Linked DNA regions of Homo sapiens: region 1 is linked to region 2. The links are chromatin contacts, found by Hi-C or POLR2A ChIA-PET in ENCODE. All regions are on one chromosome and are shown on one strand. The core of a region is the stretch at or near the end of the contact, and the rest is flanking DNA. Distances in the headings are between cores, read along the strand shown. Region 1 overlaps MRPS27 (mitochondrial ribosomal protein S27). Region 2 has its middle 110 kb from the start of CARTPT.

Evidence for each region. Hi-C counts contacts between places; a loop is a spot of excess contacts on that map. ChIA-PET counts read pairs that join two places held with the same protein, here RNA polymerase II (POLR2A). Pooled maps may share reads with other maps.
Region 1: a loop to region 2 is called in a pooled map, with 2.7 times the contacts of the local background. The contact joins two enhancer-like sites. A Hi-C loop is called at or near these places in 1 of 50 pooled maps. POLR2A ChIA-PET finds 5 or more read pairs at or near these places in 2 of 52 experiments (PC-9 and RWPE1).

The regions. Positions count from the first base shown.
Region 1 is chr5:72,243,220-72,248,475 of GRCh38, forward strand. All of the region lies in intron 4 of MRPS27 (mitochondrial ribosomal protein S27), which reads right to left. Among named protein-coding and RNA genes, the nearest start is that of MRPS27, 74 kb to the right of the region's middle. RefSeq lists a silencer at 1,783-2,077. Within about 2 kb of position 1,897, at least 8 of the 41 ENCODE cell types and tissues checked have a DNase peak (open chromatin) inside an H3K27ac peak, as active enhancers do.
Region 2 is chr5:71,828,991-71,834,746 of GRCh38, forward strand. No RefSeq gene overlaps it. Among named protein-coding and RNA genes, the nearest start is that of CARTPT, 110 kb to the left of the region's middle. Within about 2 kb of position 1,886, at least 17 of the 41 ENCODE cell types and tissues checked have a DNase peak (open chromatin) inside an H3K27ac peak, as active enhancers do.

The DNA.
Region 1 (5,256 bases), core at 647-3,146, 410 kb after region 2:
AAAGTTAGCAACTATCAAAAGGAATGAGCGCTTCCTTGAACTAGAACCAAAGACCAAGAGTGTCATGTGACTATTTAAATCAGAATCTGATTCAATCACTGCTACTCACTTTCTCATTATTTTCTTTTTCATCCTGCTGGAAATTCTGCTTTCAGAATTGTTAATTTCAAAACTAACAATTATTAGTTGCCCTCAACTACCACAAATAAAATCAAATTTTGATGAGATAATTTTCTAATGACTATTATATTTTTGTCAAGTACTTAAAAAAAGAGGGCAGGGTTTAATACAGAAATCGATAATAAAAACATCAGTATTATAAGTTAAAATTTCCTGCTTGGGATCTCAGATTCTTACTCAAAGAATTTAAGGTAATTTTAACTTTCCACATACACACACTTAGCCTGCACAAAATAAAAGCACCAGGTGCTAGAGTCCCCTCCAAAACACCTCTCCCACCCTGCCAACAAAAGTCAACCAGATTGGGCTTGAATATTTCCAACGAATTCACTATCTACCTTCACAATACAGATAAAAATGTCTTTCTTTAAAAGTTCTAATTTTTAAAAAATTAAAGTCAAGTTTACAGAGATACAATGTACAAACAAAAAAATTCATACGTTCAGTTTACAGTTCTATGAATTTTGACAAATGCATCCAGTTGCATAATCATGACCACAATCAAGATAAGCCCCCTTTGTAGTCAACCTCTCCAGGGTTTGCTGGTCAATTTAAGCAAATTTTATATAGGTAACCTCCTTGGGTCCCTTTCCAGATCTAGAGTTATTAATTTTGTAAGAGGAAAAGCAAATAAGATAATAAAACCACCACAATATCATCTATTGGTTGGTTTATAATGTATATTCTGTCAATTTCCCAGAAGAATTTGAAAAAATTAAAACTCAGCTTGTGAGTAGTTTTTTTTTTGAGCCCTACATATAGTCATTAGACCTTCTGGAATCCCTGCCTGCTAATCTAAAAAGGGTGATGAGTAAGTAGATTTTTGGTAGAGAATAACAGGGGCATAGAATTTTGCAGATGTGGAGTGCTAAATAAATGCAGCATAACAACACATTTTTTGAAATGAAGATAGATAACAGAGGGACTTGTTAGATATCAAAGTCTGAATTTGTCAGACCAAGGGCTTAAAAAAGAGGCCCTTAGCATTTCACCTGGAAACACACTGGTATAAATATGACATACTAGAAACTACTCCAGGAGAGTTATTCTTATTATCCACATCCTCTCATGAAACAGAAAGCAATCAAAAGTAGGATGCATGTCACCACATTATTCTCTCTCCCTGCTCTCTGATCTGCCTGCTGTTTTGCCAGATCTAACTCTCAGTCTAGAAGACATATTTCTGCTTCATTTAAGTATTTACTGAGTAGCTACCTTTTGCTCAGGCATGGTGATCTATATTCTTTACCCACTGATCTACTAATTTCCTTTAATTCCAATTTTTTTTTGTTTTTTTAAGTAGAGACGGAAGTGTTGCTATGTTGACCAGGCTGATCTCAAACTCCTGGCCTCAAGTGATCTTCCTGCCTTGGCCTCTCATCATGCCTAGCCCTAACTCCTATCTTAAAGATGACATCTCTCCCTTTCTGATACAGAAAAAATACCTATAGACAGACTGTAAGCTCTGCTGCTCTCTCTCTCTCTCTCTCTCTTACTTTCATGGTACATAAGGGAGGCAGTCAGAATGAAGTCAGTTGTGTTCTTTGTCTAAAGCCTGGAACACTATTTTATCAGCCTCCAAAGAGCAATATGTGTAGATAACCAGGGAGGATTACTTGTGGGGAGAATGGGAGAAGAAACAAGTATTTACAGTCATCACTGAGGTGCCCATCTGGAGATGGTCCTAAAAGCAGAAAATGGCTTTGTGGCCACCACCTGACCTATCAGTGAAACTGCACCCAGAAGCAGCTGGTAAGACTTCTCCAGCCTCTCTAAAGCTATACACACACTGGCTCACAGGTCAGCTTCATGACTGAGAGGCAGTTACTGAAGGCCAAGGTTAGGCTACAGAGGGCCTTTACCTAGGAACAGCAGGATGTTGAGAAAAACTGGATCCCGGAACCAGTCCTGTTTATAAAAGCATATAAAGTTATGGAAACTGGCTTGGTTTGGACAGAGATAAGCGAAATATTTTGGTTTTTGAGTAGGAAATTTATGAGCAATAAATGAGCCAGTTTTAAATACATGCAAACATTTCCTGATGTCTCCTAAAGCTTTGGCTAGGAACTGCAGATAAAATTTCTGCAAAATCACAAATAATACAATGATTAAGATAGGAAAATCACATATATTAATTAAACACTGGTTTTGAATAATTCTGGGAAAAAGAAAGGTGAGAAAGAAAAAAAAGGAGGAAAACAAAGGAATAGAATAGAAATAAAAACCAGAATTTCTGGAGTATGCTAGGCTTAGTGAAGTTGTCAGGATTAAGTCTGCCACAAAAGAAATGAGCAGGCAAAGAGCCTGGCCCAGGAGATGAAGCACACCAGGGTAAAAGCAGAAAAGAATTAAGCCAGTGTTGAGCAGATTTATATGTGTTTGTATGTGAGATTACGGATTTCTTTAGGGGTATTTCTGAGGGAAGAGAAGCTCAGTACTAATCAGGATTTCTTAAGAATTAGATTTTTATTAAAGAAGAAAAGCATCTCAGTATTTTAAACATTCTGATTCTCTAACACATGAAAAAGTTGAATCCCTAGGCATTCTTTGTTTGTAGCAAAAGGAAGGTTGGACATACTTCCAGTGATACAATCCAATTCATAGCTAGTTTCTATTTCTGTAACTCTACTGACTCCTCTATTAAGCTTTTAAGCTCTTAAAAGGCAGGGGACAAGTTATCTATCATTTTGCGTCTACAAACAAGTGAACAAGGACTCAAGTAGGTGCCTGATAATTTGGCAACAGTGACTCGGCCTGCTAAGACTGCATAAATACCCATCATGCATGCTGAAATTCATGAGGATTATTTATATTTGAAACAGTAATTCACTTCTGGTTGTGAAGTATCCTGGCTAAAATAAAGTTGAAGCCAAGAAGAAATGCTGCCTTTTTTGTACAAGGCAGGAGGAGATGAAAGATGGCAGAGGAAGTGGAGTAGTATGTGGTCATTGTGGAAAGCCACCTAGTCCTCACTTATTCCCCCTACTGTTCCTTCTCACAATACATCAAGGATGATACATGGATTCTTTAATGCAAGTTGAGGGAACAGACAAGCTGCTAGGAGAGTGAAGCCGTTAAGTTGAGGACAGAAGCCAGAGTACATGGGTTCAAAGAATTTCCCTAACAGGAATTCAATAAAAAAACAGACTCCTTTCAACCCTGGAAGAGGCTTTGAAAGCAACCTAGGCCAAGTAAACTGGGGATAAGGGAGAGACAAAAAGTTAATACTGAATTAGAGAATCTTTAATTTAGTGCTGGTAGGGACTTTCAATATCTATTGTACACTAGACTATTTATTGAGAATTTACTAGCCCTGTTCTAGGTGACGTAAAATTATGTAATCTAATTCCTTTACTTTATAGAGGAGGAATCTTGATGTATATAGTGAGATAAAATGATTTCCCCAAGATAGTTAGCAATAGGACCTAAATTAGACCCCTCACTTTCATTATTCCACCATTGCCTCTCAACTTATTTGTAGGACATCTTTAAAAAACATTTTTGTGGTTTCACAAAGGTCTCTAACAGCGAAAAATAAACATCTCTTCTAAATTTAGGAGCAGAATCAACAGAAAAATAAACTCAGTGTAAAACAGTTCTGGAATTGCCCTGAACTAGCTGTTTAACTTTGGAAAGTCACTTGATCCTTCAGGGTTTCAGTTCCTGCAACTGTAAAATGAAGAGGTACGGTTATCTGGATCACAAACTCAACTGTCTACAGGGGCCAGTCAGTTAATATAAATGCATGAATCATGTAAGACAATAGGTACAAAGCTGCTTGTATTACAATCAAGCAAAGTGATTTCATTATACTGTTTATAAAAACACAGCTTACGGGCCAAACAAAATACACTTGAACTCTGGACTAGACCAGACCCCCGGAACTCCTTCCAGCACTTAAGTTTAATGACTGTAAAAGACAATAAGCCTATATCTACTCATTAAAACATCAGTCATATACAAGTTTCTATTAAACCAGAAAAATGGCAGTGATACAAACAAGTGAATAAAGACTCAAAGATAAACGAGCAACCATTCAGTCCACAGCTGATTTTACTTTATTCCACTAGCCTCCATTCCCCCACCATATGGTACCCACTTTGGGCAGGCAACAGAGATTATTATTATGGGAATGGTGGGCCCTGCAAATTGGCATCTAAAATTTCAAGGTGAAATGATAAAATCAGCTAAAGTTAAATTTAAGGTCCCTAAAGTACATTATAACTGAAGATCAAGTTTTATAGAAAATAAAATTTTCAGCAATTGATCACTCCATTAGTAAAGCATTTTATTTTCTACTCAAATATTTCAGTGCAATTCATCTTATATCTAAGAAAGTCATCCAAAGTAATTTTCCTACATAATATAAATTATTGTTTTATATACTGTTACTTTATCAAACCTCTGTTATCTGGCAATTCCTATAGCAGAAATGGTTGAACTCTAAAAAAAGGGGAGTAGGATAGGGTGGGCATAGAGATATTAAGAAATTACTTGACAGTTTTTGGAACATAATGACTATTTGTAGTTTAAAAAGGAAAGATATTTAAAAATTGAGACTTATTATTTGTGAGTCCAATTGGTTTTTAGAAAGGTTTACTTTACCACTCACCAAACAAACAAAAACCCTTAGTTGTTTACATGTAAAGACAGAAAAATTAAGGTGACCTTTCTTTCTTCTGCTGCCAAATAGTAAAACTCAGTATGACTATAATACATTTAATAGGCAGCTCCTCTATTTAGCTCAAGCTAGTCTCTCATACCAAAAACCAAATTTTTAAAAACTGAATATTTGAAATTATACAAACAAAATATGCTAAGAAAATTCTTAACAATGACCAAATGCAAACTTCATGTCATAGGAAGGTTAAGTACCAGAGGCAATTCCTTTTAATAGGATGACAATCATAAGAAGGAACAGTTACAATTCTGAATATGAAAGAGCTGTTTCTTTAGTAATAAACCAAATACAAAGTTCCGGGTTCATCTGTTCTGGCTGGCAAATCTTGCATAAAAAAGCCATACTTTAGCTAAACAAAAGCTTTTAGGCTGGCCCAGAAAGAGGGAATGAACAAT
Region 2 (5,756 bases), core at 636-3,135:
TTGATATAGTGGATTTGTTAAGTAAGTTATGGTCCACCCATGTGATGGACTACTATATAGCCAGTAAAAATCAAATGTACCACCTTAGAAAAATGTTTACAAAATAATTTACTAAGTGACAAAGTTATATATAAAATAAAATAAAATATAGAGTATGTCATCAGTTTTGTAAAAAAATATGCATATATGTATAACAGTATATCTGCATATATGGGCAAAGAAAAAAGACTAGAAGGACATACGATGTTAACGTATTAGTCTGTTCTCACATTACTGTAAGGAAATACCTAAGACTGGGTAATTTATAAAGAAAAGAGGTTTAATTGGCTCATGATTCTGCAGGCTGTACAGGAAGCTTGGTGGCTTCCGTTTCTGGGGAGGCCTCAGGAAGTTTCCAATCATGGCAGAAGGCGAAAGGGGAACAAGGTACTTCACATGGCCCGAGAAGGAGGAAGAGAGATGGGGGAGGTGCCACACACTTCAACAACCAGATCTCATGAGGACTCACTATCACAAGAACAGCACCAAGGGGATGGTACTAAACCATTTATGAGAGAACCACTCCATGATCAAATCACCTCCCACCAGGCCCACTTCCAGCAAAGGAGATTATATTTCAACATGAGATTTGGATGGGGTCACAGATCCAAACCGTATCCGTTAATAATAGTTACCTCTGAGTGTGGATTATAGTGTTTTCCAAATTTTCTGCACGACATTTATCAGTTTTGTAATTTGAAAAGGAAAACAAATATGAAAAGAAAAAATATGAGGAAGATATGAAGGAAATCTTGGGACTCCATGACTCGGTTGACCTCTATTCTCAGGTTTTGGGTTTCAAGTTTACATACAAATTTAGAAAAATAGAATAGCAAGTATGTAGTACGGCCTGATATTGTGGCAGCACCTTATACTATAACAAATAGATGTTTAAAGCCTGTGAGGTTCTAGGCCACTCTTCTGAAAAGTTGTTTTTCAATATGATACATTTTTACTACTAAGAAATTCATTTTGGTGTCACTTGGGTCACTAGTTACCCATGAAAATTGATATTAGTGTAGATTTTTATGTCACATAGCCAGAAGGAAAACACTGAGAATAAGTGCTGCTCTTTCCCCAGTCAATTCATCCTTGTGCAAGATAAGCCCCCAAAAAGAGGATTTAAGGGCCTCTCATCCTTAGTCCCATGAGGTCTCTATCTCCATTCCCTTCTTCACTTTTGGTGACAATTCAAGGCTAGCCTAGCAAGCCCACACTTTCTCACCAAATAAAGACACACTCATTACCAGGGGGTGGGTCTGGCAGCTGGAGCTGTTTTATCAATAGTCTATTTGAGTCTCTGAAAAACAATTTAAGCTGGTCACAGTATTTCATCAAAACTGTTCAATACCGGTGACTGGTGGCCTCAGCGGATGGTATATCCATAATTCATAATGCCGTCTAAATTGGAGAGAGGAGACACTGTAATCTCAGAATCCTTTTTAAGGGAGAGGAGGAATCTTAGAACATGCTTAAAACAAGTACAGTTGAAGCCTTTGTTACAGATGGGTTTTTATCTTTCTAGGAGATGGAAAAGGCTAAGTCAGTGACAACAAAGCTAAATATTTCTCCTTATAATACAAAGGAGAACAATGCATGGTTACTACTGACTAATTTATTTTACTCAATGGAATAAACCAGAAAGACTAACATTGTTTTAATTTATGCATCCAGTGAGAGCCAGGATATTGATATGTAAAAGCACTTAAACATACACTGTTATGGGCCAGGGCTGTCAAGAGCTGTTTTGAATCAGAAAGAGCTGGAAATATTCATGTAGAAAGAGAGCTACCCAACAACCCAGCTCTATAAATAGTCCTGAGTGAGCCTGGCTTGTGGCTTGGGTTGGCCTGAGTCCCAAACTCCTCCCTGGGGACTAAACCCAGGAGGAATGAGACAGAAATGAAACTTGGGCATTTGTCTAGCTGCTTCCCTGGTCACCATAGATTTCTCAGGAAAAGCCTATTTGCTGTCTGTAAATATTTCCTCTCCCTTCTTCTTCCTGGCCTTCCTAAAAACAAAGCAAAGCAAAACACATAAATAAAATTCCAAAACACAAAAACAAATAAAGCAAATCTTTCCCAGTTACTCTTGGCGTTAGTTACTAAGCACTGGAGATTTACAGCCTACTTATTGGTAATCTTTAAATTCATGTTTCAGGAATCCCTGAAAAGTGATTTGGGTAAAAGAATGCAGTGAGGAAACTGTAAGAATGATCCTATGTTTCTCAGTTTTCTTTCCGCTGGCACTACTTTATTTAACCCTCACAGTGCTCTGTGGAAGGTATTATTAGATTGGTGCAAAAGTATTTGCGGTTTTGACATGAAAAGTAATGGCAAAAACCGCAATTACTTTTGCACTAACCTAATAGGATGCTTATGTGATGGGTGAGGGAAGTGAAGCTCAGAAAAGTGCAATGCCTATAAAAGGTGGACCATTCCATCATCCCACCCAGTTGAGTGGTCCTCCCACTACACCAGTGGTCAGTCAGTTACAGGCAGCTGCTGACCTCCCTCAACTCCTACTACCCATAGCCTCCACTCATGCGATATACATGCCAAAAAGTTTCCTGAAAAGTTGTTGTACTAAGTTCCCCTAGATCACTGTAGTTTTCAAACCTTTTTCCTTCATTATGACCTGCTTCACATACTGGTGAACAGATGGCCCCGTGGGTCAGTGTGAGGCGCTTGTGAAATCTAGGCCATCGGTTTCACCATCAACATACATTAGCTAGTCTTTATGTTGAAGGAGATCAGGATATGCCACCTCAAAACGCACCTCTTTAGCTTAAGGATTATTTTGAGCTGAAGGCAGTTAAAGATCAACATATACAGGAAGAGGTCTCTGCTCTCCCTTTATCTGTCTAAAAGCAGGGCATGAGTTTCCCCTGGTGAAGGTGGTATAAGTTCCCCTCTCCTAAACCAGGATGAGGAACACGACTGTTATCGCTGGTGATGGAGAGCCGGCACCAAGTCTGCATAAACAAACCTTACTAAAATAACCCTTATTTTTCATTAGTTCTCTCATGTATTTCCTAGTCACTTTCAGTTAATTTATTTTTCCTGAGGCCCAAACCCTCTTTCCTTCGTTAAGAAGGATATATAGGCCGGGCGCAGTGGCTCAAGCCTGTAATCCCAGCACTTTGGGAGGCTGAGGCGGGCAGATCACGAGGTCAGGAGATCGAGACCATCCTGGCTAATACGGTGAAACCCCGTCTCTACTAAAAATACAAAAAATTAGCCAGGCATGGTGGCAGGCGCCTATAGTCCCACCTACTCGGGAGGCTGAGGCAGGAGAATGGCGTGAACCCAGGAGGCGGAGCTTGCAGCGAGCCGAGATCTCGCCACTGCACTCCAGCCTGGGTGACAGAGCAAGACTCCGTCTCAAAAAAAAAAAAAAAGAAGGATATATAAGCTCCCTAGTCTAACCACTTCTTTGAGTTTCACTTCTTTTCTGTGAATTCCCAGGAATGTAAAATTTTAAAAAGTTAATACATTTATATTTCTTTTCTACTATTAGTTTGTCTTGTGTCAGTCAAATTCACAAGCCCCCACTGACTAAACCCAACAGAGTAGAGGAAAAGTTCCTCCTCTTCAACAACATGTAGTTTTATACACTTACAACTTAATCTCAACAGCTGGGTCACAATGGGCAGAGAGAACAGTACAGTCATGCTTTGCATAACAAAGTTTTGGTCAACAATAGACGACATATATGATGATGGTCCCATAAGATTATAATACCATATGTTTATGGTACCTTTTTATGTTTAGATCTGTGTAGATACACAAATACTTACCATTGTCTTATAATTGCCTAGTATAGTGCAATAATGTGCTGTACAAGTTTGTAGCCTAGGAGCAGTAGGCTGTAGCATATAGCCTAGGTGTGTAGTAGGCTATACTCCCTAGGTTTGTGTAAGTACACTCTGATGTTTGCACAATGACAAAATCACCGAATAATGCAAGAGACTCATGACTGTACTAGGATTCAGGGACTATGTTAAGCACTTAAAGCTCTTATAATACTTTTAACATCCCTATGAGGTAGCTACTATAGTATTAGGTCGGTGCAAAAGTGAGTGCAGTTTTGCCACTACTTTTAATACCTCCGTTTTATAAATAAGAAAACTGGGGCCTGGAGAGGTTACATAACTTGCCCAATGTCCCACAGCTTATAAGAGGCAGAGGCAGGATTCCCAGCCAGGCAGTCTGACTCCAGAGGGTATGCTCTTCACTACTGTATTACAATGCCTCCAATCCACGTGGATGGACTCATTCCTTACCCTGGCCTGCTCTTAGGTAGAGCTGTTCCTAAACAGAGTAGAGACCTGGGCCAGTGTTGGCTTTCTGCCCTTCACTTTCAGCCCCCTCTTTCTCCCATCTGCCCACCCTCTCCTCTCTTCTTTTTCTGGTTCTTCCCTATTCCTTGCAACAACATTGCTCATCCCTGTGCCTTCCTTGACCTAGGTTTCTGTTCTGTTTAGGGACTGCACAGTCTAGAGCACAATTGACCAATGGTTCCCAAGCCTGGGTGATCATCATATTTTTAGAGGAACTTCAAAAACATGCATACTCCTAGGCCTGTAACTTCTGGTGCATTGTCAGCTGTCCAGGTAATGGTGTTCACTCAGCTTGGGAAAAAATACCATGATACACAATGGTCAGAGTTCTGGCTGTGATGGTAGTGAAAACGCCTTTAAGAACCTGGCTGAACACAATATAGTTCATCTGGTTCCCTAAAGATAACAATTCTCTGGGAGGCCGAGGTGGGCAGATCATGAGGTCAGGAGTTTGAGACCAGCCTGACCAGCACGGTGAAACCCCATCTCCACTAAAAATACAAAAATTAGCCAGGCATGGTGGCACGTGCCTGTAATCCCAGCTACTCAGGAGGCTGGGGCAGGAGAATCACTTGAACCCGGGAAGGGGAGGTTGCAGTGAGCCAAGATTGTGCCACTGCACTCCAGCCTGGGAGACAGAGCGAGACTCTGTCTCAAAAAAAAAAAAACATAAAAATTCTCCTGTAGCCCTGGTCTCTTGTTTATAGAGAATAGCTGTGTTTCTGCTTCCATGTGTTCCAAAGGGCCAATATTAGTGCTGTGACACCTGGAAAACATCCTACTGTCTTAGGATGAGTGTTTGAAATGTGAAACACTCTTGGGCTGTGAATCCTTCCATGATATGTTAGTCCGTGGAAGGAGAATTGGAACTGGTGATGGTACTTAGTGGAGAGCTACTGCTAATGATGCAGCGCTGTTAGATATTGTAAACATTTAATTAGCTAGTCCTCCAGAGACCTCTCTAGAAATAGGTAATTAAACAAACAATTTAAATGCATTTTAAAGATCAGAGTCATTTCAGGATGAATAAGTTCTGAAAACCTATTGTACAGCATGGTGACTATAGTTAATATAATGTATATTTAAAAATTGCTAAATTTTAATAACAATTATAATGCATTATATATTTGAATTCTTTTTGCACCACAAAAAATAAGTATGTGACATGATTGGTACATTAATTGGCTCAATTTAATAATTTCACAATATATGCATATATCAAAATATTACATTGTGCACTGTAAATATATACAATTTTTATGAGTCAATTAAAAAAAACAGAGTCATTAAAGGCAATGTTTTCCCCTTTGAATCTAACTTTAAAATAAGGAAGTTCATAAATGCATCCTGTGTTTTGAAATAATGAATCTGTCAT